2 separate regions of the Homo sapiens genome follow, and region 1 is linked to region 2. A link is a loop called in an ENCODE intact Hi-C map of the cell type or tissue named here. Cell type or tissue: Caco-2. All regions are shown on one strand. Each heading gives the region's core, and the rest is flanking DNA. Links, peaks and the distances in the headings are about the cores only.

Region 1 (15,684 bases), core at 3,492-11,491, 64 kb after region 2:
TATGTTGAAGTCCCTTAGTTCTTCCTCAAATGGTGAAAAAGCACCCTTTTCCCTGTATCCCACTCCCATTTTCCTACAGAGGGACCTCAGGGTGATGGAAATCAGAGAGAGGAAATGGCCTCACAACAAGGTGTGGTGGTAGGCAGCCCTCCAGACACACTTGGTAAGAAAAGCTGGACCTGCTGAGGGTTGCCTCCTGCAGAGATAACACAGGAAGAGGAGAGAATATGTGCCTTCCCAGACCTCTGCATACCTGAAGCAGCATCTAAGTTTCCTTGGTTTTGCCCCAAACTCCTGTACCAGAACCCAGGACTCTATTCATTTTCTCTATGCATTTGATCCACATACGTTTATTGAGCACCTACTATAAGCCAGGCCCTGTTTGGGTATAAGAGATAAAACATCATGCCTGTAATCCCAGCACTTTGGGAGGCTGAGGCGGGCGGATCATGGGATCATGAGGTCAGGAGATCGAGACCATCCTGGCTAACACGGTGAAACCCCGTCTGTACTAAAAATACAAAAAAAAATTAGCTGGACGTGGTGGCGGGAGCCTGTAGTCCCAGCTACTCGAGAGGCTGAGGCAGGAGAATGGCGTGAACCCAGGAGGCGGAGTTTGCAGTGAGCCAAGATTGCGCCACTGCACTCCAGCCTGGGCAAGTAGAGCGAGACTCCGTCTCAAAAAAACAAAAACAAAAACAAAAACAAAACAAAAACAAACGTAAAAGAGATAAAACACCGTAAAACACAATTCTGTCCTGGAGTTTACATTCTTGTGGGGTATAAGACTAAAGTCCAGGCATGGAGCAGGCTTTCTCAGAAAAGGTTCCTAAGAGACAAGTGACCAATGTGTTTCCATTTCAGCCTCTCCTAGCATTGATAGACATCACTTCCAGGACAGGCTAGAGCTCTGCTGGATGGGAAAGCTTTTGACCTGAGCTGACCATAGGTGACCAGCCAGTATGCATTCTAATCACCTTAACACCTCTTTAGAAGGAAAGGTTCATAGGTAGAAGTTTTTGTTTGTTTGCTTTTGAGACAGAGTCTTGCTCTGTCACCCAGGCTGGAGTGCAGTGGCACGATATTGGCTTATTGCCACCTCTGCCTCCTGGATTCAAGCGATTCTCCTGCCTCAGCCTCCTGAGTAGCTGGGACTACAGGTGCGTATCACCAAGCCTGGCTAATTTTTGTATTTTTAGTAGAGACGGAGTTTCGCCATGTTGGCCAGGCTGGTCTCGAACTCCTGGCCTCAAGTGACCCACCCACCTCGGCCTCCCAGACTGCTGGGATTATAGGCGTGAGCCGCTACACATGGCCACAGGTAGAAGAATTCAATCCTCAGTGGTAACATTTAATGAGAAGCTGGGGCTTTGTTCATTCATTTTTGTTTCTCCGGATGGAACAATCCAGCAAATAACATCTATGTGTGTTTCTGTATGTGTGTACTCACATGTGTTTGTGTACCCACATATTTGTGGAACATCTTATTAGCCTTGTCAGGGTGTTTTGTATTGGGGTGAGCATCTTATTCTCCATAGGATGGAGGACTTATTAGACACACAATAAAGACTTAATAATTGATGAATATTGTTAAAAACAAGGTTGAGGCCGGGAGCGGTGGCTCACTCCTATAATCCCAGCACTTTGGGAGGACCATGTGGGTGGATCATCTGAGGTCAGGAGTTCAAGACCAGCCCGACTAACATGGTGAAACCCCATCTCCACTAAAAATACAAAAAAATTACCCTGGCGTGGTGGCACATGCCTGTAATCCCAGCTACTCGGGAGGCTGAGGCAGGAGAATCACTTGAACCCAGGAGGCGGAGGTTGCAGTGAGCTGAGATCATGCCACTGCACTGCAGACTGGGCAACAGGAGTGAAACTCTGTCTCAAAAAAAAAGAATAAGGTTGAAAGGCTCACCCTTGAAGATGTTTTCTCTAGTTCCTTCAGTTACAAAAGGGAGTGGAAGCAACTCGGTGGGACAGTGATTGAGAGGATAGGCTCCGGAGTGAGACCGGGGTTCAATTTCTGACCCTGTCATTTAATAGAAGTGAGGGTTTGTTTTGTTTTGTTTTAAATTATTTATTTATTTAGGTCTCAATTTCCTTATCTCTAAAATGGGGAGCATTGCTGTAAAGGTTAGGTCAGAAAATTCATGTACTACATTTAACACAATGCCTGGTTCACTATATGCAGTGAATATTGTTATTTTCCAGGAAGGAGAAGTGACTTCTTTAAGTCACACAGCTGGTTAGTTAGAGATAACCTGAACTTAACTAGGTTTCCTAACTCTCAGTCATGTGTTTTTTTCCCACTGTCACTGCATTATGCCACAAAAGAGTAGCAAGACAGATAAAATGTGGAGCTTAGTTCAGAGGTGGATATTATGGTGCCTTGAAGGGAAAAAAAAAATCCTAGTGAGGGCTCATTGAGGGCTACTATGTGCCAAGTACTATCCTGCATTATATATATGTTACCTCTTTAATCCTCACAGAATCACTATATGACATTGTTATTATCCCTACTCTAGAGACAGAAAACTGAGGCTTAGGCAGACTAGTTTACATAAACCTAGGCTTGTCTGACCCTCAAACCCATCACTCTATCCTGTGATGACTGTGGTAAGAATATTGAGGTCTTATAAATATAACTGCAAGGCAAAAGGCACTCTGGACAAGGCTGTGTGGGGGTCAGCTTTTGCCACTGTGTCCACTCTCAGTGGCAGCCCCTTCCTGACACCGCAGTTGTCATTTGTGGAAGAACGTAGTGCAATGTGAGTGGACAATGTTTTTACAGTATTTGTTTCACCGTATAGGAGAATCTGTGTAGACAAATGAAGAACCTACTGCCATTTAGGACCAGAATTCCAGAGGAACCAACCATCTGTGCACCTCCATGTCAGGGGAAGGTGTTTTATTTCCAGTGTGAAATGCCAAATAGTCCAGGAATGATAAAATCACCCTAGTTTTTCTTATGAACTCCTAGAAGTCATCTTTGTTGGTATAAATGAGATCATTTAGCCTAATTAGTTCCAAGCTTAATTAGCAGTAATTATCCCAACATGGGAGTAATATCCGAGCAGGAAGTGCCGAGTCCTCGATTAGATAGATCTCTAATTGGTGTTACAATATTGTAATTAAAGCGTGTTTGTACGCCTCTGCCACAGCACGCGATTTGTTTCATGTCTGATTAAACAGAGAGACCCAGCAGCCTTTGAAGGGGCCAAAATTTTAGATCTGACTCACATAACATGTTAACCCTGTGACAAAAAAGATATGGGGACCTACCTCAGTGGCCAAGGTGAGTGTACAGCTCTGAGCCAAAGGCATTTTTCCAGAGAGGATGAGCCCTTGGTCTACTCCACACTTTGACTCCCATGTAGCAAGTATAGGAAAACAGAAGTATATGGTTGAGGGGCCACTTTGTAACTTTTAAACCTTTGAGGGCTGACTCATATATAACCAGAGAAGACTGTACAAAAAAGACGAATAATAATAGCTACTGTTTATTGAGCATTTACTATGTGCTGGATGCTGTGCTAAATGCTTTCAATATCAAATTCATTAAAACTTCAAAAAGCCCTCTGAGGCAGCTATTACAGTCCCTGTTTTACAAATAAGGACCTGAAGATGAGGGAGTTGCTTCACCCAACTAAGTCTGTGTTACCCTTCAGGTCTTGCCTTGAGCATCACTCCTCTAGAAAGCTACTTCTGATCCCTAGACCATGTTGGTTTCCTGACACAGCTCCTTGTAATTTTCCTTCATACACTTTAATATAATTTCATTGTCTGCCTTTCCCACCAAACCATAAGCTCATTTTTGCCTTGTTCACTGCTTTTGCCCAGTGCCCAACACCAAGCTAAGTGCCAGCAATGTAGCAGGTGTTCGAGGAGTAAGAGCCAAATGAATTGTCAGAAGTTACCCAACTGACAGGTTGGATGATTTGAACCCAACTCTGTGTGATTCTGTAGTCCTGTGTTTTCCATTACATCATGCTTCCTTTTTTTTAATGTTAAAAACTCCAAAGTTTCTAGGTAGCAAAACTATAATAAACATGTATTTTGAGGAAGGATAGGGGAATAGAGATTTTCTTTCCTCTCATTTCAAAGTGCTGTTTAAAAATTTTGCAATACATGCCTTAACCATTCACTATATTTATCTACTTAATGCTTCAGCCTGATGTTATAATTTAGATTTTTGTGTGCATATTCAAATAATTGGTCATTGAATTTAATAAGCCCAAGAGAATTAGAGTAAACTAATGTGATGTATAAATGCAGGTAGAACTTATATGCATTTATACATCACTGGATTCTGCAATCTTTAAAAATGTACCTAACACTTTCAGAATCTGTATTTCAGTGATTCCCAGCTGTGGTTTTGGCACACCCTAAGAATCTCCAGTTATTTTGAATGATGACATAAAATTCTCAGTTTTTTTTTCAAATTAACTTTTTTGGATATTTAAAAGAAAACATGCCACATGATGCATTGCGGGGGAATAAGAAACAGGCTAGATCAGAATGGAGCCAATGCCTTTGACCCTTGGGAAATCATTGCTATTTAATCTTGGTCACTGCTGAAATATATTCAGGGATTAAGAACCTTAACAAGAATTTTTGTTTATTCTTTAAAAAAGTTTTAACATAATTATTAAAAATTAGTAGATGATACTTGCACAAAGTATAAAATTCACAAAAATGTCTAAGTGAAAAGGCCCCTTCCACCTTTCTCTCATCTCCCGGCCACTCTAGAGATAATCAGTTTTGCATATCTTTCTGGAATATTCTATGCATACGCAAATATATCATTTTAAAGGTATTATTTCTTGGTAAAACACCGGAGTGCACACTGACTCATAAAGGTCAATTCGTTCACTTTTCAGTTTAAGCAAAGATAAAAAGTTATAATGAGAAATTCACTACATAGAAACCAAAGGCACAAAGCTTTGAAGTCTATTTTCTTGTAAAACTATTACTAAACATTGTGGTGATATACTGTAATGAAATATGGTACTAATGAAGGAGAAATGCTGCTTGACTTATGACAATAATGGTATCCAGTGTGGGTCCTGAATCTTCCTGAGTTTTCTGTTCTGATTAACTCCTAGATGATGTTTCTGTGTGGCGATTTATCTCAATACCAGCAATAAAGAAGCCAAGCTGATAGGTTCCAGTCACTGTAGGGAACTTATGTGAGGAAACTTACTGCTGGTCTCTTGTCACTTTCTCACCCGCCTCCTCTGGTGACCTTAAGTTGCCTACAGTGTGCAAAATAATGTAAAGACGATACCTTTTATATCAACAGACATTTCTCTTTTGACTGTAATAGGTTTGCAGAATCTATCCGTTATCGTCAAAAGAGAAATGCCTGTTGATATAAAAGGTACCATCATTACGTTATTTTGTGTGGACAGGGCTTGATGAATCTTTGGATGATGATTTTAGTGCAAGAAAATTCACAAAGCTTCCTGCAGTTAGTACGCTATATTTTTTTTTATTGTTTCTGGCTTTTGAATAATCAGAAGTGATCGAACCAAGAAATTAAAATAATTGAATTGCATTTGGACAAGCCTACAGATAAACTGGGTTTAAGTAGTTGCAGCATGAGTATCTTACGATACCCAAGGAGTACACTAGCCAAGGTCCTCGTCAGCTTTTGATAGTTTATATTTAGAATTTATTGAGCCCTGCACATGCTCGGCTCTGGAGAAAACTTGGTGGCCTGTGAACTGATAGTCTTCAGTTATTTATCATCTCATTTTGCTTATCAAAGACTTGCCTACAGTCCCTGTGGCTTTTCTTTTCACCAAGGGCTTGCCTTGGATGGAGACAGACTCTCATGCTCTTCTCTTATGACTATGGAAGGCACTCATGTCTGAGTAGAGTGTGATTTTCTTCTGGAATGTGTCTTTGGCAAACAAAAGGACGAATGCCGTGGAATGTTCTGGAGGTATCATCTAAGACCACAGTAACCTTTAGTCTCTATTTTAAGTACTCTGTTCCATTGTGTTCACTTGTATTTTGTGTCTCAATTTTTGGCTTAGAAAATATAACCACTAGAGCTGGAACAAAGTGTCTCTAGAGTTGGGCCCAACTCTTTTTGCTTTCCTTAGTGGAAAGATAATTTTGTGTTTTGTTTTTCTGGACCTGGATCATTCCATTGTAATGATATGTTGGATCAATTGATTCCTAAGGCCCCTTCTGTCTTTGCCATTCTCCGAGTCTACCATCCAAGCTTTGGAGCAGTGCTTCTAAAGTTTTTCTACCAATGTGTGTGTGTGTGTGTGTGTGTGTGTGTGTGTGTGTATAAATGTCTTCATGATATCAAGCTCTGAATGAATGTGGCTATAATTGATATGACAAATGAAGACATTATGTCTGTAAAGACAAATTCCAATTAGTTTTGATATATGAGTTAATTGATTATTTCCCCTTTTATTCAGCTTAAATGTAGAAAACCTTCCCCTCTGAAACCTTAATACGATTTGAGTTTTCCCTCTCAAGGAATAGCTCTTCATGGGCCAGCTTCTATTTGCCATCACGGCATTTCCAAAAGTCTGCCTTTCTCCTGCTGGCGAATGACTGTGTGACTGACTTCAATTATTCCCCTTTCCCCATTAATTTAGTCAGTACTGCTTTCTTTTACAGCAGGAACCATGTGATACTCATCTTATTGGACTTCCTCCTCCCATGTCAAGTGTTTGCATATACAGGTTGAGCATCCCTAATCCAAAAATCCAAGATCCAAAAGTTTTTGAGCCCCAACATGAGGGAAAATTCCACACCTGACTTTCATGTGACAGGTCACAGTCAGAAAGCAGTTTATTCAGCATCCTCAAGGGAAAAATAAAATTACCTTGATGCTATGTGTATAAGGTGTATATGAAACATAAATGAATTTTGTATTTGGACTTGGATTTCACCTCCAAGATATCTCATCAGGTATATGCAAATATTTCAAAATGTGAAAAAAAATCTGAAACATTTCTGATCATAAGCATTTTGGAGAAGGGATACTCAATCTTCTACTAGGCATTCAGAAAATGGTTGTTGAATTAAACTGAATTTCTGACAATTTCCTACCCCTGGAATCCTTCAGACCTTCCTCCAAAGAAACTTTCTGGACTAACTCTATTCAAACTTTGCATTCCCTTAATTTGCATTTCATAACACTTCTGTGCACATGGTTTGTGTCATATTAACTTGTGTGGTTATTTGTTCTTGTTATTCCTTTTGAATTTTATGTGAAGTATAAGGGAAAGGTACCCAGACTTGGAGTCAGGAAATTTGGTTTTCTTTCTTTTTTTTTCTTTTTTTTGAGATAAAGTCTCACTCTGTTGCCCAGGCTGGAGTGCAATGGCACGATCTCGGCTCACTGCAACCTCTGCCTCCTGGGTTCAAGCGATTCTCCTGTCTCAGTCTCCCAAGCAGCTGGGATTACAGGCGCCTGCCACCACACCCAGTTAATTTTTGTACTTTTAGTAGAGACGGGGTTTTGCCATGTTGGCCAGGCTGGTCTCGAACTCCTGACCTCAAGTGATCCACCTGCCTTGGCCTCCCAGAGTGCTGGGATTAGAGTCGTGAGCCACCGCGCCCAGCTGAAACTTGGTTTTCATCTTTCCTAATATGCTAGTTGAGTGACCAAGGACAGTCCATTCAACTTCCATGGATTTCAAATTTTTTTATCCAAAAGATGGAAGGAGAGGTGAGGCAGAATGGATCAAATGATTCCTAGGATTCTTTCTAACCTTAGCATTTTGATTTTTGGCATATTCATTCCCTGACAAAATCACAAACTTCTCAAATGCAGAGAATTGCCTTTCTCTACTATATGGAATATATACACTGCTTGACACAGATGGTGCTTAATAAATGCTTCCTTAGAAAATGACTGCTGTTCTACCCCTGCTAGCAAGAAGTTAAACCTGAGGGTGCCCCTCTTATAGCCCATGTCCTAAAGGGGCTCTCAGACCCATGCTGGGAAATGCTATCCTGGACTTAGACATCAGAAACTGAGACTAGCACACTGTATTAGTCATGAATAGGGGCACACCTAACAGCTTTGCCTTTTTAAGTAAATGTGTTTATGGTTTGTGCTGCTTTCCTCAGTAAGATCATTTCCTTGCACGTAATGAGAGCTGTGTGTGATATGGTTGAAATCCTGTCCCTCGGCTGAGATGGAGAACTCACGTGATGCTGAGTGGGGCCCATTATCCCAACGGCACTCACAGGAATGCTAAGTCTGGCAAATATTAACTCGAACCACAGCAGCAGTTAGGAGGCAGCAAGCAGTCTACCCACCTTCCTGACTATCACTTTGGGTTTTTCTGATTTTTCTTTCCTTGGCTTGAGCATTGTGTTTATTCCCCCTTTCATTCATTCTTCCTCTTCTCTTAGAAAGCAAAAACAAGACATATTTCCTCCATTCATCTCTGACTGGAAACTCTGATGTTCTCATTCATTTCAGACAGAAGGCTTTCCCTCTTTTGCCTAAGCGATGTACAACATGTTTATTCATCCTCCCTGCCTCCATGCCATAGGTCTGGGCATTGGAAGAACTCTGGAGTCTTCCAAAGGTCTTGGGGAACAGACTCTCATTGCAGGCAGCTATGGATAGAATAGATGGATTGTGAAAGCCTCTCAAAACCAATCCTGTGTGCTAGAGAAGCTTTCCTTGGATGAAGAGAAGCATATGATATTTTCCCATGTGGCAGGGAAAGGAGTGACAGATGAGATGGAAGACACCTAACACACATCTGAATGTACGTAAAGAAAAGATTTATAACTAAAAGGGAGGAGTTGTGGTTTAGATTAAAACCACAAAGGAAGTGAAGGACGTTACCACTTTCCTCTTTGTGGGTAGAAGATTCTCCTTGGGCTCATCTAATGGGCTCTGTGAGACTGAGTCTTCCTATAGGAATATGTTTATCCCTCCTACCCTTCTAGAAAAGCATCGTGCACAGTGGTTTGTGGTCTTAAAGAGTTTAGACTTAATTTTGAAAGCATAAACATGCCATAAAGCACCTCCATTTCTAAATCCATTGTCCCAAACATGCTTCTCTTATTGTAAATAGAAAAGCGAAGAATTAAAGCTCTCTGGGAAATGAAGGAAAGGAAAAGCCCCTTTCCCAAGTTACCTAAGCAATTTCCCTACCTCACCTTAATTTTCCTTTGTTTTCCTGGTGGAGACCTTGTGCCTGTTTTGACTTAGCAAAGGAAATTATTAGTAGCTCCATTCCTCTAATAGCCACCATAATTGAGGACCTACTATGTGCTGGGTATTTTTCTTGTATTATCTCTGAACTTCCAAAACTTCTGAGAGATAGATTTTATTACTACCATTTTTAAAAGTGAAAAAAACTGGGGCTCAGAAAAAACCATTGCCCAACTATGACCTGAAGCCTTGCATCCAGGTGTGTTTGATGATAACACTGGTGCTCCTCCCTGCCTCTTCTTCAAATCTGGTTTTAGAAGTATTTTGGCCATCGGTGTCACAAACTTGGAAGTGGGTTTGAAACCTGGTTCTGCCTCTAATTACCAATGTGACCCTGGGCAAATTATTTGACCTCTCTAAAGTCTTATCTGGTATGTCTTGTCTGGTATGACAATTGCTTAGATAACACTGGGAAAAGGCTTCCTTATTGGCTTCTTCTTAGAATTAAATGAAGCAACAGATGTAAAGACATGGCATATCAACTAGCAAACAGTAAACTCCCAAAATGACAGCTATACGCTAATTGTGTGTAGGTCAGTTTCTAGACCAAACTGTGAAATAGCTGAACTCCGCTTAAGGGAACCCTCTGTTTTCTTAAATTCCTCATCCTCATTCCTGTCACTCTCAGCTTCTAGAAAAATGCATCAAGGTGTAAGTGGCTATGAACACTTGGAAGAGAGAAGTCATACTTCTTCGATAATAAAACAAAAGAAGCAAGTGCTAGCTGTAGAATTTCATCCTTCTAAAGTGTGAACCGAAGGTTGTTTTTTGGTCTTTTGTTTGGGGGAAGGTGGGTTGCTGTAGGGTAGGAAAAAGGAAACCCTGTGAGTCCCCAAGCCACACTGTGCACAGGACCTACGTCAGCTCTTTAATCTCATGCTTCTTTTTCTGGATACATTCAGTGTAGGGCCAGTTGTAGATTCCAGGTCTCAGCTGCTTTTGATCAGAACTTTTTTTTCTTCCTGTGGTGATCTTGCATGAATTTTAGACGCTGGCGACTTTCTATTGCCTGAGTCTGTTTTTCATTGCAGATATTTGTCAGGTTTTTACATCTAGGTTGCATTTTGAAAGCTTTTCTGCTTTTCTTCTCTGACTATTCTCTGTGAACTTCTGATTCTGGATTTTTTTCCAATTTATTTTAAACATAATATTTATACATTTTCCTGATTACAAAATTAATAACTATTCATTGTAGAGAACTAAAACAAAAGAAGAAAAGATTTTAATCACCCATAAACCCAGCATCCAGAGCACTTTTCACATTTTATTGCATTTTCTTCCATCCTTTCTCTACACATATGTTTCTGTCTATATAAATTGTATGTATGTATATGCTTTGCAAAATTGGGATAAGACCATGTATGCATTTTGTATCTTACTGTTTCATATAACTTTATATCATGAGCATTTCTTGCATGTGATAAAACGTTTCTGTGAAAGATTTATGTCTGCATAATATTTCATCATATGAATGTACCAAGGTTTATTTAACCATTCCTATTCTGCTCTATGTTTAGATGTTTCTTTGTATAAATTTCTGTCCAAGTTTCTCCATTTCCTTTTGCTTTGTAACTTATTCCTAGACAGGGAATTATTAAGGCAATTAGGGCAAAGAGTATGAACATTTAATTTTTTATTTAAAAATGTATTTATACTTGGTTATTTTAATACAGACACCCTGTGTATGGCCTTTTAAAAGCCTCTTGCTATTAGTGCCAAATTGATTTCCAGAAATGTTCTTCTAGTACAGGGTGGCAAACTAGGACCCGAGGGCCGAATCTGTCCTGTGGCTTGTTTTTGTACAGCCTATGAGCTAAGAATGGTTTTTACATGTTTAAATGCTTAGGGAAAAAATCAACAGAATAATAATACTGCATCACATGTGAAAATTATATGAAATTCACATTTCAGTGTCCATAAATAAAGTATTTCTGAAGCAAAACTATGCTCATTCATTTACATATTGTCTATGACTGCTTTCACCGTACAATGGCAGAGCTGAGTAGTTGCAATAGAGACTGTATGACCTGCAAATCCAAAAATATTTACAATCTGCCCTTTACAGAAATTGTTTACTGATCCCTGCTTTAGTATGTAATCCTACAAGCTGCATATGAGAGTGTTCATTTGACCACACACATACTAACACTGAACACTGGAATTTTTTAATTCTTTGTTAATTTGAGCAAGTCAACAAATATTTACCAAGTGTTTGCCACGTAACAGGCCCTCATGAAAAATACAATTAACTTAGCATTTCTTTGATTACTAGTTAGGATGAGTTTTTCCATAAGTTCATGTAAATTTTTTTGTATTCACATTCTGTGTATATGAAATATTACATTTCAACTCAGGCATTTACATTTTTCATACCCCTTTGTATGAGCTCTTTATATACTAAGAATATTAATGTCTTTTCAGTCATTTGTTGAAATCATAGTTGTTGGAAATATTTTGCTTTTATTAGACTGTTTGCCTTTTATTTATTTATTTATTTATGTATTTTTACTTTTTTTGAGATGGACTCTTGCTCTGTTCCCCAGGCTGGAGTGTATGGGTGCAATCTCGGCTTATTGCAACCTCCACCTCCCAGGTTCAAGTAATCCTCCCGCCTCAGCCTCCCAAGTAGCTGGGATTATAAGCATGCAACACCATGCCCAGCTAATTTTTGTATTTTTAGTAGAGACGGGGTTTCACCATGTTGGCCAGGCTGGTCTCGAACTCCTGGCCTCAGGTGATCTGTCTACCTTGGCCTCCCAAAGTGCTGGAATTACAGGCGTGAGCCACTATGCCCAGCCTAGATCGTTTGCCTTTTAATTTTATGATTTTTTTTTACATACAGAATTTTACATTTGTATGTAATCAAGTCTATTCAATTTTTAAAAATTTTTGGCCAGGCAAGGTGGCTCACACCTGTAATCCCAGCAGTTTGGGAGTCCGAGGTGGGCAGATCACCTGAGGTCAGGGGTGCGAGACCAGCCTGGTCAACATGGCAAAACCCCGTCTCTACTAAAAGTACAAAAATTAGCTGGGCATGGTGGCTGGCACTTGTAATCCCAGCTACTTAGGAGGCTGAAGCAGGAGAATTGCTTGAACCAGGGTGGTGGAGGTTGCAGTGAGCCAAGATTGCGCCACTGCCCTCCCTCCAGCCTGAATGACAAGAGCGAGACTCTGTCTCAAAAAAAAGAAAAATTTATTTTAAGAATATCTTTCCCTGTCCCCAAGTTCAGATAAATATTCACCTTTATTTTCTTTCATTTCTTTAATGGATTCATTTTTTTTTTTGAGATGGAGTTTCACTCTTGTTGCCCAGGCTGGAGTGCAATGGTGTGATCTCAGCTCACTGCAACCTCTGCTTCCCGGGTTCAAGTGATTCTCCTGCCTCAGCCTCCCAAGTAGCTGGGATTACAGGCGCACGCCACCACACCCAGCTAATTTTGTATTTTTAGTAGAGACGAGGTTTTGCCATGTTGGTCACACAGGTCTCCAACTCCTGACCTTAGGTGATCCGCCCTCCTGGACTTCCCAAAGTGCTGGGATTACAGGTGTGAGCCACCGCACCCAGCCGGATTCATTTTTATATTTGCCTCTTTCATCCCTCTGTAACTTTTTTTTCTTCAACTCTGGCCTACAGAACCTCTGGAATTATTTGTTTTATAGTATGAGATGAGGATCTTAAATTTTCTTCCAGACAGTAGAATTATTATTCCAATGTTATTTGTTGACTAATCTTTTTTTTAATCCACTTATCTGTGATGTCACCTTCATCAATTCCCAGTTATGTTCAATGGTGTATGTGTCTCTTGTTTTTGTTGCTGATTCCTTGTGGATGTCCACCTTATTGTTCCTGATTAGGCCTACACAGAATACAGACCCTGGCTGGATTTTCAGACTTATGTCTTGTGTGCGCCTCCCAGGTACTACTCCTTTGCAACTGTAAATTTCAGTAGCATCTTTCCTTCTTTTGGTCAATTTGTCAGGAATGCAGTAGAAGTTTAGCTCCTAAAGTACACAAATGGTAAGGAACCTTCCTACTAAACAAGAGATGAGGGCCAGGGCCGGCCCTTGCACATAGGTGAACCATGAACCGTGGTTCTCATTCATAACCACTCCAGGTGACAAAGGCTCTATTTGTAACCTCGGAGGTTGGAGGTTTTCTGGCCAAATAGCATCAACCGGCATAAAAAGAGCAAATCTCTGGAAGGGGCTCCCAGAAGAGCTGTTACATGATGCACAGCCCCTAACCTTCTGTTAATGGCTCACCCCAACCCAACCTTGGTTCATAGTGGAGTTATTTCATTTACCAGGTGTGAAAATTGGATTTTACCACAGAGGAGGGGAGTTATTACCTATCAGGTCTGCTCTTTAGGGGAGCGGAGATTGTGGTGGGATTTATTAAAAGAGATTTGCTATGCATGGAACATATAATTAGAGATGTGTTCCTTTAAAACTGGATTTATAATCTTTGTCATTTTAGAAATGCAGTTTTTTGCCTTCTGTTTTTCTGACAGCCTTCTTTTCCATGTAGGTTGCACACAACCTACCTAGGATCTGAATATTTTATATGGCACCATTCTGCCAAGAGACGGACCTCAGGGGTGTGACATGTGACAAAGAGTACAGCTTGGGGGGATTGTGGGGATTGCCTGTAGTATGGATGCTGATATTAGTCACACAAGATGCTAACGATGGGGAGGGGATGATAAAGTAATTTTCATGTTAATTAATTGCTATGTAGTCCAGGCCTCGGTTTCATGGAGGTATTAGGGTCATTCTGAGACCCTCTGATGAGAGTACTCTTGAAAATCGAGTTCAGATTTAATTACCTGTTGTTAGAGGCTATATAAGACAACCTCAAAGTTAGTACCGGTTAACTACACCTGCTTTTAAAAAAGACACCTTGTTTATTATTATGGTGAACTGGGGGTGGCTGAATTTATTATTGTTTAGCATTTCTAGCACACTTTGTTCTTGCTGAGTGCTTTAAGCGTTTTTATGTATTTATATTGGTTGCTCTTCGCAGCACTCCCAAGGGATGAGTGGGTGATAAGTTTTATTATCACCTGCTTTTCCAAGGAGGAAACAGAAGCTCCTAAGAGGAGAAGGGACTTGCCTGGGTTTATAGCTCAGAGCTCCTGCCACTTTGTTAGGGGATCCTCAACAAAATGGTGATAAATTCAGCCCTTGCTCTGCCTGCTCTCAGCCCACGAGTACCACCTGTGCTCCATCCTGTATCCCACTAACTACAGTGGGATGCAAAATAAAAATCATCACTATTATTGGCCTCTCTGTGCTTGGCACTTTATCTCTCAACTGATCACCTTCCTAAACTCACCTTATTAACTCTGCTTTTCTTTTAAAAGCTCTGCCGTTTTCCCCACAGCCCAGCTTAGCTCCCTAAAGTCATGTGTGACTCAGCCTTTCCACCCACTTCAGTTGCCCAGGGAGCCATGTAGATTCTGCCACCCAAATGTCTTACATCTGTCCCTTCCCTATTCTTCCCCCTCCCACTACCAAAATTCAGTCCTCATTACCCCCTACCTGGACTACTGTAATAGCCGTTTAACTGGGTCCCCACACTTTCCATCCTAAGTTCTTCTGTCTGGTAAACCTTCCTGAAGTAAGGCTCTGATAAATACCACTCTCCCACTGGGTCCGTTCTCAGGAGCCTTCCCATTTAAGTGCAGATTCTTATCCTGCACTCAGAGGTCACCTTCCTTTTTGGCCTTCTCGCCTACTAAGCCACTGAACAACTTTACTGCGCATCAAGAGCTTGGCTAGCAGGCGCCTGCCGTGAGCAATTCTGATTTGGCGGGTCTGCTCCGGGGCCAGGGGACCCGCCCTTAATAGGCCTCCATGTGATCCCAGTGCTCGGGACCCTATGGACCACACACTGCTCTCGCAGGCTTTTCCCAAGCCCGTAGTCTTCAGCCCCTGTGCCCGGCTATGCTGTTCTTTTACCCTGAAACGCTCTCAGCCCCCTCTCCACCTGTAGAAATTTTTCTCATGCTTTAAGGCCCAGCTCAAATATCTCCTTCGTGAAGCATTTTCTGATTGTTCCAAATGGATAAGATGCAAACTCCTTAGCCTTAAATTTAAGATGCTCTGTTTTACAATTCCAGGCCCATCTCCTGCCTTCCTGCCTGGTTCCTCCGCTATCCCTAAGCCCACCACACCGAAATGGTTCTCAGCATAGGCCCTTTACACATACCTCCTCCAGGAATGTGGTTCGTTTTCTCTCTCTTTCTCTCTCTCTCTATATATGTATATACATATCTCCTCTCTCCCCACCCAACCCCGTCTCTCCTAAACTTACCCTGCTAGACCCGGCTCATATGTCACTTACTCCGTGCCACATTCATCACAACGACAGTCTTTCTAGACTCTTCCCCGCCCCCATAGCCGCTAAGTCACTCCCTCCCCTGTGCTTCTCCAGACTTTATACGCCCGAGAGAACCCAACGACAG
Region 2 (15,684 bases), core at 3,893-11,892:
GTACTCTACTTGTTTTTTTTCATTGTTATCATTCTTCTTACTAAAACATGAGCTAACCTTAATTGATGCTTACTATGTGCCAGAATTGCGATAAACTTTCTAGGTACTGCTCCGTAAGGTAGGTGCTATTACTGTCCTTGTTAGAGATGAAAAGACCATGGCTCAGAGAGGTGACCTAACTTGCCCAGAGACATATGGCCAGAATATACTCTCTCAACAGAACAACATGCTTCTTCAACTCCTTTATGGGTTCTCCTTCTCTTCTTTTTACTTTTGAAGTTCCTTGGAGCTCTATCCTGGGCCTGTTTCTCCTCTGTCTACTCTCCCTGGCAATCTCAGCTACTTCTTTGTCTTTAATAACCAACCATGTAGCAATAGTTCCATATTGCCATCTTCAGCCCATGCTCCTCTCCTGAGATCCAGATCTTTGTCTTCAACTACTTACTGGACAGTGTGATACATGATGTTTCCGACATGACATGTCTTAAACTGCATTAGTCAACTCTCCCTCAAAACCTGCTTTTCCTCTCAGGCTTCCTACCTCAGTAAAGTCATCCACCCACTGCCATCCACCAACTGCCATCCGCCAACTGCCCAAGTGAGAAAGCTCAATGTCGTCTTCTTTACCTCTCATTCATCCTTCTTAACATGGCTTCCAAGACCCTTCAAGACTTGGTTCCTTCCTCTTTCCAGTTTCATTTCTTCCGATTCATCCCCTGACATTCTTCATCCAGCTGTGATCACCAAAGTGTGGGTCCTAGAGTAAGGCAAATTCACTTGCTTGCTTTCTCTGATTTTCTCTGACCTTCTCGTGTCTGGGTCTGCAATAAATTGTACCTCTAGCTGTAACATGCTTCCATCTCTTACCCCTCACCTAAGCTCATCTTTATTTACTAGGTCTCATCTTAAATGTCACTTCTTTTGAAAATACTTGCCTAGACCACCTCAGATCTTCCTGCTGGCTGTGCCCAGCTACCCTTACCGAAGCATAATCCTGTCAATGGCAATTACTTTTCAACTGTTGATATAGTCTTGTCTATTGTAGTATCTCCAGTATCCAGCACAGTGCCTTGTGCATAAAAGGCTCTCAAAATATGTTGAGCAAATGAATGAATTATAAAATAGAGTTAGCTAAAACTACTTCTCAGTAACATTAGGTAACTGTGGAAATTATGAGATAATATGTGTGATTATACTTTGTAAACTGTAAAATTCTAGAACAAACTCCATAGTGATAAAAAGAATTATGCATGGTTGATCTCCCACACTTTTCCAGATTCTTCATCCCCTTTCTGGACCCACTATCTCCTCAATAGCCAAGAGATCTTGATGTATCAAAGTCCCATAAGGGGACTCCAGCTGAGATTCCCCCCAGGTTCTCTCACTTTGAGGCTTCTTTCTGACCCAGGAGCTACTTAGGTAAGTTGTCTTCCATATCATCTCTGTCAGTTCCATGCTGAACTTGGCTCAATCAGCAGCTACTGACAAAACCACTCTTCCATACCTATACCTCTGCTCTGGCCCAATCCAATTTGGTTCTTTAAGCTGATTCTCCCCACTCACTTTACCCTCTAATCTGCCAGGACACTTAGTGACTGAGGATTAGACTTTTCACTGAGGATTAGTGTCTTGCCCTACCACCCCAATGGTCCCTCTTGCTTTCACTTGCTACAGAAACTTTACGAGAGAAGGACATCCTAACCTAAGGTTCTCCTGGCCATAGAGAAGCTAATTTGGAGAAGATTACGATGTTGATACATTTTTAAAGCAAACCCTCAATGAGTTGATTACTGAGTGAGGGAAGCTGATGTGGGTATGAGAAAAGGGAGACAAGGAGAAACAAGGAGTATCTGTGAGGGTATGAGAGTTGTTGGGGGAGGAGGAGCATGAATTCGATCCTCCCTGGTGATGCACTGTTTCCTCAGTGATAGCCCGTCTCTCCAACAGCAGGGTAACTTCTCTGGCTGGCTCCCAGAGAATGGGTGTCCCATTCTCAACCAGCATCACCTAAGACACACTTGGATACAGGGTTGCTTATCCAGAACCATCCCTGAGTTTAGAGGCCCAAATCGGGGATAATCTCAGTGATTTTTTTTTTTAATCATCACCAGGGATATTTGGGAAAGTCAATCACTGTATCAGCTAGTGGTTTCAACTTATAAAAACAACCACAATTGCAACAGCAAAAACCTCTGATTCACTCACATAAAGAGTGTGTAGACGGGCCTTCCTTTCTACTTCAACACCTGCTCCTCAGACTCACCCCCTTTGTGACTTCTTGAAAAATGCCTTGGGTGTTCATTAACCTGATGTAACCAATATAAATATGTTAGAGGAAAGCACTCAATGTTATCTGTCCTGGACCATCCTTGCCAGAGAAGGACAAGCTCTTAATACCATAGGAGATTGTTTATCTGAAAAATCTAACCACTGGAAGCATCCAAGGACTGTTTATACGCTAAATTTATTTTCTTTTTTTTAGGCAATATGTTCACATGTGGAATTAACATTATCTAAATTCCAGAGAAAGTGCTGATTGGACATTCAAGGTGAACAGTCCTCCTTTACAGTCCCTGAGCTCAGGCACCTTCCCTTCCCTCAGGCCCTTAATGTCTCTCTCCCCTATAGGCTCTTCTTCCCTTCTGGCTTCTGTTGCAGCACCTCTTTCTACCACACACCCCCATCCTCAGCCCAACACAGCATTGCTTACAAAACACTCAAGGTGCTAAACTTACCTGCACCTTTGTGTGTTTTTACTGCGTAATTTAAGGAAGTGACAGAACTGTCATAATGTGTGAGTTTAAGTCTCTGAGTTTTAAATTCAACACAAAAGTAAAACAAGGGGCTCATGAAGATGAGAAAGGTAGCAGACATATTTCATAATTTTTCAAGATATTACTCCTGGAGCCTTATGTTTTTTTCCTCCCGAAATCCTTGCATAACAACTAGACAGAATGATGAGCAGTGGCACCTTGGAAGGCAGCCAGTCTCACAGTATTAGAGAGATAATACAATTTTAGAACTGGAGGGGACCTCAGACCTGATTTAGTCCAACATTCTCATGTTAAGATTAGGACAGTGGGGCCCAGGGAAGTGTTGTGATTTGCTCAAGGTCGCATAGGGGATTTGGTGGAGCAAAAGCCCTCTGGGCATGCAAGGCCATACTATCCAGATTCAGGCAGGGCTTGACTGGCAGCAACGGGGCCTGTGCAGAGAGCCAGAAAGAGGCAGTGATAAAGAAAGTGAGGCTGCAGGGTGCCTGGGGAAAAGAAGCCGGGAAGGATCACAGAGGAAGATGCCTTTGAAGCACAATTTCAAACTAAGTGGTCAAGCTTGCAACATTTGGAGCATGAGGGTTACCAGATGGGCCTGGGATGGGCAGCAATCAGGCACTGGGGGATTCAATGGGAGTCAAGGCAACCAGAAGAAGCTGAGTCAAAGAGACTGATGTGCAAACCACATATGGCTCTCCATATAGTAGCTACAGCTGCAAACCCAAGGTCAGTGTTTAGATTTACAGGTGTGTGGATAAGACTTTTGGTCAGGGCCGGGTGCAGTGGCTCATGCCTGTAATCCCAGCACTTTGGGAGGCTGAGGCAGGTGGATCACGAGGTCAGGAGATCAAAACCATCCTGGCTAACACAGTGAAACCCCGTCTCTACTAATAATACAAAAAATTAGCCTGGCGTGGTGTCGGGTGTCTGTAGTCCCAGCTAGTCGGGAGGCTGAGGCAGGAGAATGGTGTGAACCCGGGAGGCGGAGCTTGCAGTGAGCCGAGATCATACCACTGCACCCCAGCCTGGGTGACAGAGCGAGACTCCATCTCAAAAAAAAAAAATGACTTTTGGTCAGCATCAGTCACCTCAGCCAGGTCCCTGAATCACAGCCAAGCCTAGATGAGTGGTATTATTGACCATGATAATGGGAGGATGAATGGTGGCTATGACTGCCTGCTGCAATCAACCTTTAGGATGGCCAGAAATTCTGATTTGGCCAGCCCTTGGCCCAGACAGCAATGTCCCCAAGACACAGTGATCACTGTGAACAGAAGCAGCTTCCATGACAAAGGCCACATACACAGCCCTGTGATCGAGGAGACCACTTTGTCATGGGTCAGAGCTCAGGTTAAGATAGACCTTTGGGGGTGTGGGGAATGGAGACAGTGAGGAGAGCACAGAGCTGCAGAGTGGAGAGAACTGAATTGACTATTTTCAAATCTTATGGATTCAGAAGCTGTCGATGGAGCAGTAGCAAAACATTCGTGCCACTGATACTAAAATGGCAAATCTCTCAACAACTTTATTGCCAGTATATTCAGAAGGTTTTGTCAGAAATCTTGAGTAAGTGACTTAACTTTGCTGTGTGTCAGGCTAAATCAATGCAATGCAAAAACATCTGGATGAAAATGAAGCATCTCTGTCAGTTGTCTGGGTGTTTTGTCTACCTGACATCAAACAGCTGGATTCTTGTAAACATTTCGATGATGCACTAAATTTTTCATTTTTCACTCAGATCACAAAATCATAGACTCTCCAGCTTGACAGGAACTTAAAGGTCATCTAATCCCTGATATTTGGCATAGCCTCAAATGACCTATTTTGTATTATCACGCAAATCAAACACTAAGATAGGGGTATGTGTTCTGTCTAATTACACACATTGTATCTTATTTAAAAACATGTTTAACATTTGGTTCTCCTTGGCTGTTTAATTGAATTGTAAATGAATCATTTACAGGGGAAACTAGATTATTATATGTATAAAAATACAATGAAATCCTGTAATTAGGCCAGACCTGATCTACAAAAAAAGAAAAAAAACTGCAGGTGTGTAAATGCTTGTGAACTTTGGTGCTATGTTCAACACAAAGCCAAGAGGCTATGTGAGTTACCGTCACTCATAGAACTACCTGCTTAGTTTCACAAGGAGAGCAGTTTGCAAAGAAGTTTGCTTTAGCTCTTTTTCACTTCTTACTTATTCCTGCCATTTAACAAGCTTACACCAGGTGTCTGTTTCTAGACTGAGACAAGCAAAGTAAGGGCAAAGGACTGTGAAATTCATTAACTCCAGAGATCTGTTTCAGCATCTGAATCTTTCTCATCCAGATGGCCAAGGCTTCATCCCACCCCAACCCCCTTTCATATTCAGAGAGTTCCTTTAAAAACATTCACCCAATCACAGCTTCATAGAGAAGACAGCTAAGGAAGCTTTCTTACCCATAGATTGAGCTCCTGGTCTAAAGTATGTGTTTAATTTCCCTGAAAGTCTGCACAGAGTTTTTCATTTTTTACAAATTGTTCTTTGAGCTATTGTCTCATTTATACTAGTAGGCAGCATAGAAATGGGGACAGCCAAATTAAGATATAGGAGCAAATAGGGAGTATTTTCCAAAACTAGATAATGTGTGCATGCTGAGTGAAAAAAAAAATGGTAATCTGGGGAGAAAAAGTTAGAAGGTCCAGAAAAAGGAAGAAAGGGTGAAATGAGGTGATGAGTCAATGAGGCAGGGAGATCTATGAAGACTGTTCTGGATGGCAGGAGATGTAGAAAAGAAGGTTCTTACATTTGCAGTGATGAAAGCTTATAATGGGCAAGGGGGAGGCATAGTAAATCAGTCAGCCAGCCAGCAGCATGTGCTGGGTGCCCACAGTGTACAGAGCATTCTTGATACTAATAACTGCAGGGCGTTATCGAGGTTGTAAAAGACCTTCCAAGATGAGCTTGAAAACTAGTGGAGGAGAACATCACAGAAAAACCACACCTCACTAAACTTCAGAGGAAACCAGAATCATATTGAATAATGAAGATGGCTATTACCTAAGCAGGCATCAATACAGCCACATGCACAAAAAATAATTCAAGCAATCTAGCTAGTATAGATTTAATATATATGTATGTCAGAGTTAACATTTATGGAGTGCTTACTATGCAGCAGACATTGTATTAAGCACTTTATACACATTACATCTTTTATATGGGAGATGTGGACAAGCCTAGAAAATCTAAACATGTAATGGGTCTGTTCATTTTGGTATGAAATGAAATAGATGAAAGGATATGGGTAAAGATGTAAACACGGACTCCAGCATTTAAGGATTTGACATAACTAGCTATGACTATTCATGGGCAACCCTTAAAGTAAAGGGGTTAAGTTGTAATTTTCTCAGATTTGGATTGACTTATGGTGGGCAATGACTCTCCTTCAGCTTTGGGTAGAGAATTGTTCACTACCACTGTCTACATCTCTGTACACCTTGATTGTTCTATGTGTTTCATTGAGTTTGTCTTTTTTTTTTTTTTTTTGAGACGGAGTTTCACTCTTGTCGCCCAGGCTGGAGTGCAGTGGCGTTATCTCGGCTAACTGCAAGCTCCACCTCCCAGGTTCAAGTGATTCTCCTGCCACAGCCTCCCCAGTAGCTGGGATTACAGGTGCCCGCCACCATGCCTGGCTAATTTTTTATATGTTTAGTAGAGACGGGGTTTCGCCATGTTGGGTAGGCTAATCTCAAACTCCTGACCTCAGGTGATCCGCCCGCCTCGGCCTCCCAAAGTGCTGGGATTACAGGCATCAGCCACCACACCCGGCCAAGTTTGTCATCATTCTTTTGAAGTTATGCTTTTCTGAATTATAGGGGGACAGTATAAACTATTGTTTAACCAAGAGTTTAAAGATTTGCAAATGTCTTCAGAAGTATAAATATTCACAAAGGGAAAGTGTCTCCTGACTTTAGAGAAATGTAGAAGTACCCCACTGGGTATGAGTAAGTTCTCCAGAGTCTCTCTTTAACCTAGCTCTAGGGTAGGATAGAGGTGGAGCCAGAAGGGTCTGTGTCTGCAGTTTTGACAGTGTTACCCTTCTTCAGCCTCCTGCACAGTGAGTGACCTCCAAGGATTATTCAGGGTTTGGGAACAGAGAATTGTAAAATATTTTAGATGGGCCAACCTTTTCTCAAAATCCTCTTCAAAGGAAAATTAGCCTCTTCCTCACCATTGCCTTCTGTGCTGAGGAAGAGGACCTGCTGCTCCTTGAAGGAGGGTGGCCATTTCGATACCACAAGAGCCTACTCTGCCCTTTGACTGGATGCCTGGCCAACTCCTGACATTAAGGCAGCAAGCAATCCCAGTACTGCACAAAGTTCTGCAGCAACAGAAGTGATGATTAAATAGGGCAATGGGTTCTCTTGGGAATACGAACTGGGAAATTCCAAAAATCAATCAGTATCATGAGAAACATCAGGAAGAACACAGAAGAGCAGCCCAGGCATGCTCGTGGTGAACAGCACAGAGATGAAGGGCCACCTCAGTGTTAGATCCTTCCAGTGTCCATATGACATTTCACTCACCAGGATGCCACTGGTGCCAGATGCTCCTGTGATGTGCCTCTCTCTCTCATCGCCACAGGTATGCTGCAGTAAGCCCCCACTGACTAAGGTAGCCTGAGGGAGTGTCAGCTCCTGGAAAACAAAAAATCACCATACTGTCAGAGCTGGTCACTTAGTCAGTGCTACTCAAAGTGTGGTCCAAGGACCAGTGGAATCCACCACTGTTCCAGTGTGCAGAAACAAAGCATAGAAACAAAATATGCATTTGGAAATCTTTAAATAGGAATTTGACCTTGCCCCAGCATCCAATTTTATGTCTGTTAAATCTAATAATAAAAAGTTGAGCTTGCATTTCATAAGTCTATGGGAGTTTTTTCATTTCATTTTTCTAATAATTTATTTTTATTGTGTTTTACAAAAGCATCAGTCAGTATGTGAAGGACTGAAAACTGTCAAATATTTAAAAACTGGTGCTTCACAACAGACAGTTTGAGGAGCACTGATCTAGTCCCGTTTACAAACTGTGAATCCTTGACCCATTCGTGGGTAGTAACCCATTAAGGAGTCACGAAATTAATTTGTGTGGATACCAGCATTAACAAAGAATAGAATAAAAAGTATCAGGGTACATTGCATGAATACAGGATTAAGTTCTTTTTTGTGAAATTTTTATTTTAAAAAGCATATGCAAATACATATGCACATACACACTTGTATATTTTTGCATGTATATAAAACAGAAAAAGGAACCTGGGATGCCCATGTTTTATTGTAAAAGATACTTCTGCTTTTCTAACAGTTGTAAGGAAAATGTCTGCACATATTTGGAAAACTATGTGTTGTCCATCACACACCCTTCTGCTATCTTTTATCTGATTTGGATTCTATGGGAGCTATTTCACAACTTTGTAAACTGTAGCTAGCTGATAGCATTGCAAAATAATTATTCTCTGTAAACATTCAAGTTTTGTCCCTTCTGGTAGAGGTTCAATTGATTCCCGCTCCCTCTGTGGAAGAAGTCAGTTTTGCCCTTTTTTTGTGCATTCAATATTCTTGATCTATACATGTTCTTTGTATTCTCTTTTGATCCAGTTATAATATCTGCCTAGTTCTCTCATAGATTGAGTTAAATAAAATCTCTAACACATGTTCATGTTCAATCTGTATGAGTCATGATTCTATGTTTCGTTTTTTTTTAAATTACCTTTTAACGTAGGTCACAGTAGAGCTTTCATGCATCAGGTGGCAGTGTTTGTTCAAACTTAGGTCAACTGTAATGAAATGGGATACCTCAACAGGAAGGCAAACCTGGATCCCTAGCAAGGCAGAGGGACTTCCTGGTTTAACTTTGTGCTGTTGCCTAGAGGAATCAAAAGGAAGGGGAGAATTTTATTGTGAAAGACCACATGCCAGCAATGATTTTAACTGCTGCTCTGTAAGATCCCTCCCACGCCTTGTTCTCATGATGTTTGAAATACACATCTCTTTTACTACAGTTCAGAAAAATCTGAAGATACAAATGAATATGGACTAGGCAAATTAGAAGTACGAGGTCTCAGACATAGCAAGAAAGAACACCAGCCTGAGAACAAAAAATTTAGGTTCTAGGCCCAACTTGATCCCTAATGAGCTGTATGATTTGATTTTAAGCATGTGACTTAGCTTCTCTGGGCCTCTTATTCTTTATCTGTACATTAATTTACTTAAGTTGGTAGTTTTCAATTCTTTTTCAGGCATAACAACTTTTTTTTTCAAAACAAAGCTTGTACACAGTTTTAATGTGCAAAACAAGACAACAACTCTGGTTTAGTAGGGTGTCTGCTTGGTTTCAACTCCTCCACTATGGTGGCCTCTAATTATAGGGGCCCCTCAGAACTGTGAGGATTCCAAGATAGCACGGTCTGAGAAGCATGGAATCCAAGAGCACTAACATTCTTCCTAATGCTGCGATGTTCCAGTCAATTACTTTGTCTCTGGTTTAAGAGCATTCAAAATCTTTTCCAAGTTGTTCCACCCTTTCCTTCCTTGCCCCATCCCCACCCTGTTGAGTATTTCCAATTTTAGCTCTGACCTTTAGAGTCCTTGTTCTATCTTCATTCAGTTCCTTCAACTGCTGGGATCCACCCCACAGGTTTGGTCCAAAACAACCTATGGGGTGTATTCCACTGTATTCTAATTATCTGTTTAATTATCTGCTTCCCCAACCAGACTGAGTTTCCTGAGAGTGGGTGTCTTGTCTTCTCACCTTTGTCTCCCAGGTCCAGTGCGGTGCCTCGCCCTCTTCTCTATTCTCAGTACACACTGTCTGAGTTCTTCTCTCTACCTTACCTATGTATGTTCTACCCAGATCTCTCTCCTCAACTTCAGCCTCTCTTGTACAACTACTTTCCAGACAATTCCACTTTGGGTATCTCATAGGCTCTTCAAAAGCAGCACATCCAGTTCTACAGCTTCCATTCAGAATATTTACCTCCTCCTAAAGTCCTATCTCAAGAAAATATGCTGCAACCTACCTGCTGCTGCCCAAGCCAGAAACCCTTGACACCTCACTTTCTTTCATTTCCACTTCCACATCCAACCCTTTAATTCCACCTCCTACCATTTTTTAATCCATCTACACTTTTTTTAGAGATGGAGTCTTGCTATGTTGCCCAAGCTAGACTTAAGTGATCCCCATCTCAGCCTCCTGAAAAGCTGGAGCTACAGGTGTGTGCCACAGCACCAGCGATCTGTCTTTCCATTTCCACTACTGTTGCCCAAGTTAAGATCACATGGATAATAACAGATCATTTTGATGGTGCTTCCAGGGTGCCAACTGTTGCAAAAATAATAAAACCCTTTTCATACATTAGATCCTTGAATGTGCGTATCTGCTCTGGTTATTACTGTAGCCCCATTTTACCATTAAGGAAATTGAAATTTAAAGAGAATAAATAACTTACCCAAGCTGGTAAGGGTTGGAGCTGAGAATTTAGTCCGTCTCTCCAATGCCAATACTCTAGCCCTTACCTATAATACAACAACTGAAATATTAACTGGTGTTGTATCCCTACTATCAGCTTTGCCTTCCAAGTCTTTTTTTTCCCGTTCTACAGCCCAGAGATTTTTTAAAAATAGAAATCTTACTGTGTGCGGAATTCATTCCTTCTGGTGGGTTCTTGGTCTCGCTGTCTTCAAGAATGAAGCCACGGAGACTCCCGGTGAGTGTTACAGTTCTTAAAGATGGTGTGTCCGGAGTTTGTTCCTTCAGCTGTTCAGATGGGTCCAGAGTTTCTTCCTTCTGGTGGGTTCGTGGTCTCACTCACTCCAGGAATGAAGCCGCAGACCCCGGCGGTGAATGTTACAGCTCTTAAAGATGGCGCATCACAGTTGTTTGTTCCTCCCGGTGGGTTCGTGGTCTCCCTGACTTAAAGAACGAAGGCACAGAACCTCGCGGTGAGTGTTACAGCTCACAGAGACAGTGCGGACCCAAAGAGTGAGCAGCAGCAAGACTTATTACGAGAGTGAAAGAACAAAGCTCCCACAGCAGGACACCAGAGGGCAGCGGGTTGCAGCAGCTGGCTGGGTGCTCCGCGTGGCCAGCTTTTATACCCTTATTTGCCCCGCCCACATCCTGCTGATTGGTCCATTTTACAGAGAGCTGATTGGTCCATTTTACAGAGTGATGATTGGTCCATTTTACAGAGAGCTGATTGGTCCATTTTACAGAGTGCTGATTGGTCCATTTTTACAGAGTGCTGATTGGTGTGTTTACAATCTTCTAGCTAGACAGAAAATTTCTCCAAGTCCCCCACTCGACACAGGAAGTCCAGCTGGCTTCACCTCTCCTTATCATGTGTCCTCCACTTAAAATTCTTCATTATTTTTCCTTTGCCCAGGGATACAATAGAAATGTGTTAATATCTCACTATGCCCTTCATAATCTGTATCTGGTGTCTTTTCTTGCTACTGTCACCCTTGGCTTCAGTCATACTGAACCGTTTATGATTTGGGGGGCATATATTGCAGTATCTTCCATTCGTCCTCCATATCTTCTTTTTCCTCTGCTTGAGAAATTCTTTATTTCCCCCACCTCTTTACCCAGCCAGCTCCTAGTTATACTTCAGTTCTCAGCTCAGAAATGTTCAACTCTAAAGAAACACTCTGTGACCATTCCTGTTCCCAGAGCACCATGAATCTTCTGAAGCTACCATTGTGACTCTACATTATAAATGCTTGTGTATTTGTCTGTATCCTCCCCCAGTACAAGTTCCCAGAGGGAGACTACTTCTGATTTATTCAGCATTGCCCATTGTCTTAACTTGGGTTCCTTAGAAGAAGACCCTGAGGTGAGAATTCTTCTTACTCAAGTGATTTATTGAGGATGAAATTCATATGAGTGAGGGAAACTGGATAGGGCTGGGGAGATCAGTCAAGCTGTGGGTCTAGCCTCAGCCTGATTCCAGGGGGCACTTTGGAGCTTGAATAACATCACAGAGTCAGCCCACTTGAGACAAGGGGACTGTGCTTTTACCCCCATCCCCAACAACTGGGCATTGGCTGCAAGCTGCTCCTAGAGTGTGTGTGTGTGGGATGAAGGCAGCATAATCTCCCAGGCATAGCTGGGGGGAGTGCTTCCCTGCTGCAGGGCTCCAGAGAAGGGTGCAGCTGTGACTCCTTAGTAACTGGGGGATGCGTGCTCCACCAGACAACAGGGGTCTACTACATACCCCAGCTGCTAGAACATGTCCTACCACATCATACTCAATACATGCCAAAGAAAGAAATGAGAGAATTTTTTCATTCATCTATTTCTCATTTATTCCCAGCTGAATGATTTTTCTAGTGGATTACATTCTCTAATATTCCCAATCTTGATTTTTTTTAAAGCCTCTCAATTTTCTTCCACCTTTCCTGAACACTAACCACTTTATAAGATTTCCAAACTTGGGTAACTCTAGTTTCTCACCTCATGTGCTTCGTTTAGTTCTAGTTTCTCACCTCATGTGCTTCATTAAGTTCTAGACAAACATGAGCACGGCCATTAATATTTCTACAACTTAATTAGTTGTTTAAGGTCTGACTGGTTACCGGTCAAAATGTACACATCTTCTCAAATTGAGTGGGACTTATGGGGAGAAGGTTTCTGTCAATTAGGAGAAAATTTGATTTTTTTTCTTTTTTTTTTGATGGAGTCTTGCTCTGTCGCCCAGACTGGAGTGCAGTGGCGCGATCTCGGCTCACTGCAAGCTCTGCCTCCCAGGTTCATGCCATTCTCCTGCCACAGCCTCCCGAGTAGCTGGGACTACAGGCGACCGCCACCACGCCCAGCTAACTTTTTTTGTATTTTTTGTAGAGATGGGGTTTCACCATGTTAGCCAGGATGGTCTCAATCTCCTGACCTTGTGATCTGCCTGCCTCAGCCTCCCAAAGTGCTGGGATTACAGGCGTGAGCCACCACGCCCGGCCGTATTTTTTTTTTTAGTTTTTTTTTTTTGAGACGGAGTTTCGCTCTTGTTGCCCAGGCTGGAGTGCAATGGGTCATCTCAGCTCACTGCAACCTCAGCCTCCCGGGTTCAAACAATTCTCCTGCCTCAGCCTCCCCAGTAGCTGGGATTACAGGCATGCACCACCATGCCCGGCTAACTTTGTATTTTTAGGAGAGACAGGGTTTCTTCTTGTTGGTCAGGCTGGTCTCGAACTCCCAACCTCAGGTGATCCTCTCACCTTGGCCTCCCAAAGTGCTGGGATTACAGGCATGAGCCACCACGCCCAGCCTGGAAAATTTGATTTTTAAACCGTTTGTCTAGAACAATTTGCTCCAAAATATCTACATATATCCTACCTGGGGGGTCTACCCAGAGAGATCTGTGAATTCTCTGTAATCCATGAATGCATATTCCAGGCTGTGTGCCCTTACCTATGGCAGTCAGCTGCCACCTGCTCAGATGGATGGACACCAGCAGCCTCCTCCCTGATTGGGAAGTTAGACCACATGGAGGGAAGACGACTTCTTCCCACAAGAAGGTTCCCTTCTGCTCGAGTGGACTGGAGCCCTGAGCTTATTCCTCAAGGAAATTTTCTCTCTGGAAGAAATCCAATCCTATCAGACTCAGACAAAAGGTAAAAGCCTTAAAGGTAGAGATCGGGTCCTGTTCTTTACATAAAAACTAACAATATCTCACACTCAACTGTTTAGAAGTGCTTTCACATATTGTATCTCATCTGATCCTCAATAAAATCCCACCCATGAGAAAACTGAGACACCTAGCAGTCAAGTGACTCACCTAAGATCACGTAGCCAACAAATGGTAGAGCCGTGATTCAAACCCAGGATCTCCGATGCCAAATATGAAGGTCTTTTCAGAGTACCCTGCTGTGTAACACAAGGCCTGGCTTACCATATGCCCTCATTAGCTTTTCGTTGAGTTGAATTACCTACGGCTTCTATTATTCATGTCCAGTGCACCCCTTCTTTAGAATAGATAACAAAAAGTAGATGATGGGCTAGTCTGTGTCAGCTAAAGCATTGTGCCAATGAGGTCCAGGTCATTGGTTCAAATCCCAAAAGACCAGTTACCTTTGTCTCAAAATGGCAGTAAGCTTAGTTCCGCTGATACAGGCCACTGCCCTAATCACTCATTTTGCCTATGAGTCAACATCAGAGAATGGCAAAAGGATTTGGATAGAGCAGGGCAAGTTCATTACTAATTCTAGAGGGACATTGGGAAGAAAATCTTATTGCTTTTATTTTTGCCCAGGAGAAGGGATAGTGCATCATTGGACTTAGCCACATAAGGCTCTGGGTTGATACATGTGGAGTTGAATTCAGTGACTTGAGTGGATCTGACCCAGGAAGGCATCATGAGGAGGGGGTGTGCCAGGCTGAAGTGAGAAAAAGGGCTGGGAAGAAATGACCAGCTGGAAAGGCCAGTCCAGCACCACCAATGTCTTCAAACAGAAGGCTGCAGAGATAACTTGAAGACCTTGAGGAGCAGGAAAGTGTCATGGTTCTGGAGGTTAAATTTAAAATCCAGAGCCCCAAATAAAACCTTCACTCAGGTTCTCTTCTTCCATTCCTATAACTTAGCTTATGGTGCTGACAAGGAAGCAAATGCTTAAAAAGTGCAGAGCTCTTATTATCTATAATTGTTATACCATTCAATGCAATGAACACTGACAGGCCTGTTTTGCATCCACTGCTGTACAAGCTCCTGGGGTTGGGGTTCATGAAATCTCTGACCATAAGTTATTATCCAAGGAGTGAAATGATCGTAGTATATTATACAGATCAAGCAAAAATAAGTTCTATGTAGTGACTGCTCTGAGAGTTTAAAGGGAAAAGTTGGCTATGGTCAGATTCCTTTAGAAGAACTTCTCAGGAGGGGACTGAGTTAGTCTTTGACGAATTGGCAGGATCTGAATCTGAAGGTGGAGGGAGGTGGAAAGAGGATTCATCCCCTGAATCCAGTGCCCCACATACCTCCTTTGGGCCCACCTTATTGTTTCAGCCATTGCTGTAGCAACCAGCTGTGAGCAAGTGAAACCTGGCCGCGCCGTGTCTTTGGATGCAGAGAGCAGTGTTCACCTTCTGTTCCCGGTTTCTTTGCCACATCTGCCTGCAAGAACCTGCTTGGCCATTCTGATACACATGCAAACCTGAGAGTATGGGGAAGTTATCACCCAAAGGACAATACTGGATCAATGGGAGCAGACGCTGGTAGATTAATACTTCCCTCTTCCACCCTGCAGGCTGCCAAGTCTGAGATGCATTCTACAGGGGCTTCATAGCCTTCTAAGTAGGATTGAGCTCTGGTTGCCCACAGTGACGATCCGATAAAGTAACCATGGATTGGCTTCTCCTTCTTCCTTCTTTCAGCCTTCACAGACCCCAAATGTCCCAATCCTACTTCTTAGCGTAACTCCCCCAATTCAACCACCTGTACAAGCCCTTTTTTGGGAGGGAACATGGAATGAAGTTAAAAATGGGCTTGTTGCTTTTTCCCTATATCCCTGAAAAGTAGCTGTTCCAGAGATAGGAGAAAGCCGAGCAATATGGCACAGGGAGAATGTGCAGATTCTCTTTACTACACCTCCGAAGCCCACAACTGGCTCCCGCATTTGATCAATCCTATGGGGACTTCTCTTAGAGCCACCAGGGGTCTTTAGAGAGCTCCCTGAAGCCTGAGTGATGGGAAGCCTCACACCCATGTGGTAGGGAACATTTCACTGAGAGTGACATAGCCAAGCCCTCCTCTCCTTCCCCAGTTCCTTCAGACATCTGTGAAAGTTTGAAAAGGGTTCTTGCATTCCCAGGCCCAGGACTGCAGGGAGGGAGGAAGCTGACCCTCAGCCTCCCTGAAACATCCTTTGTGGGACTCCC

The links. A loop is a pair of places that touch in the nucleus more often than their neighbours do. Peaks named below come from ENCODE experiments on the same cell type or tissue, not always from the same donor. Only the 100,000 strongest peaks of a DNase experiment are listed, where the experiment ranks them.
Region 1: it touches region 2 in a loop (6-fold over the local background); 2 of 110 quality-filtered maps call a loop at or near these places.

The regions. Positions count from the first base shown.
Region 1 is chr1:147,571,563-147,587,246 of GRCh38, forward strand. The region is part of intron 1 of BCL9 (BCL9 transcription coactivator); the gene reads left to right. Among named protein-coding and RNA genes, the nearest start is that of BCL9, 38 kb to the left of the region's middle. In Caco-2, for the core only: no CTCF peak of the experiment used is centred there; a DNase peak (open chromatin) is centred at 8,209.
Region 2 is chr1:147,506,995-147,522,678 of GRCh38, forward strand. LINC00624 (long intergenic non-protein coding RNA 624) reads right to left here and starts at 10,881. Exons shown (of 4, transcript NR_038423.2): 1 at 10,449-10,881; 2 at 8,527-8,682; 3 at 7,344-7,454. RefSeq lists an enhancer at 3,067-3,725 and a silencer at 9,078-9,278. In Caco-2, for the core only: a CTCF peak has its summit at 8,558; a DNase peak (open chromatin) is centred at 8,627.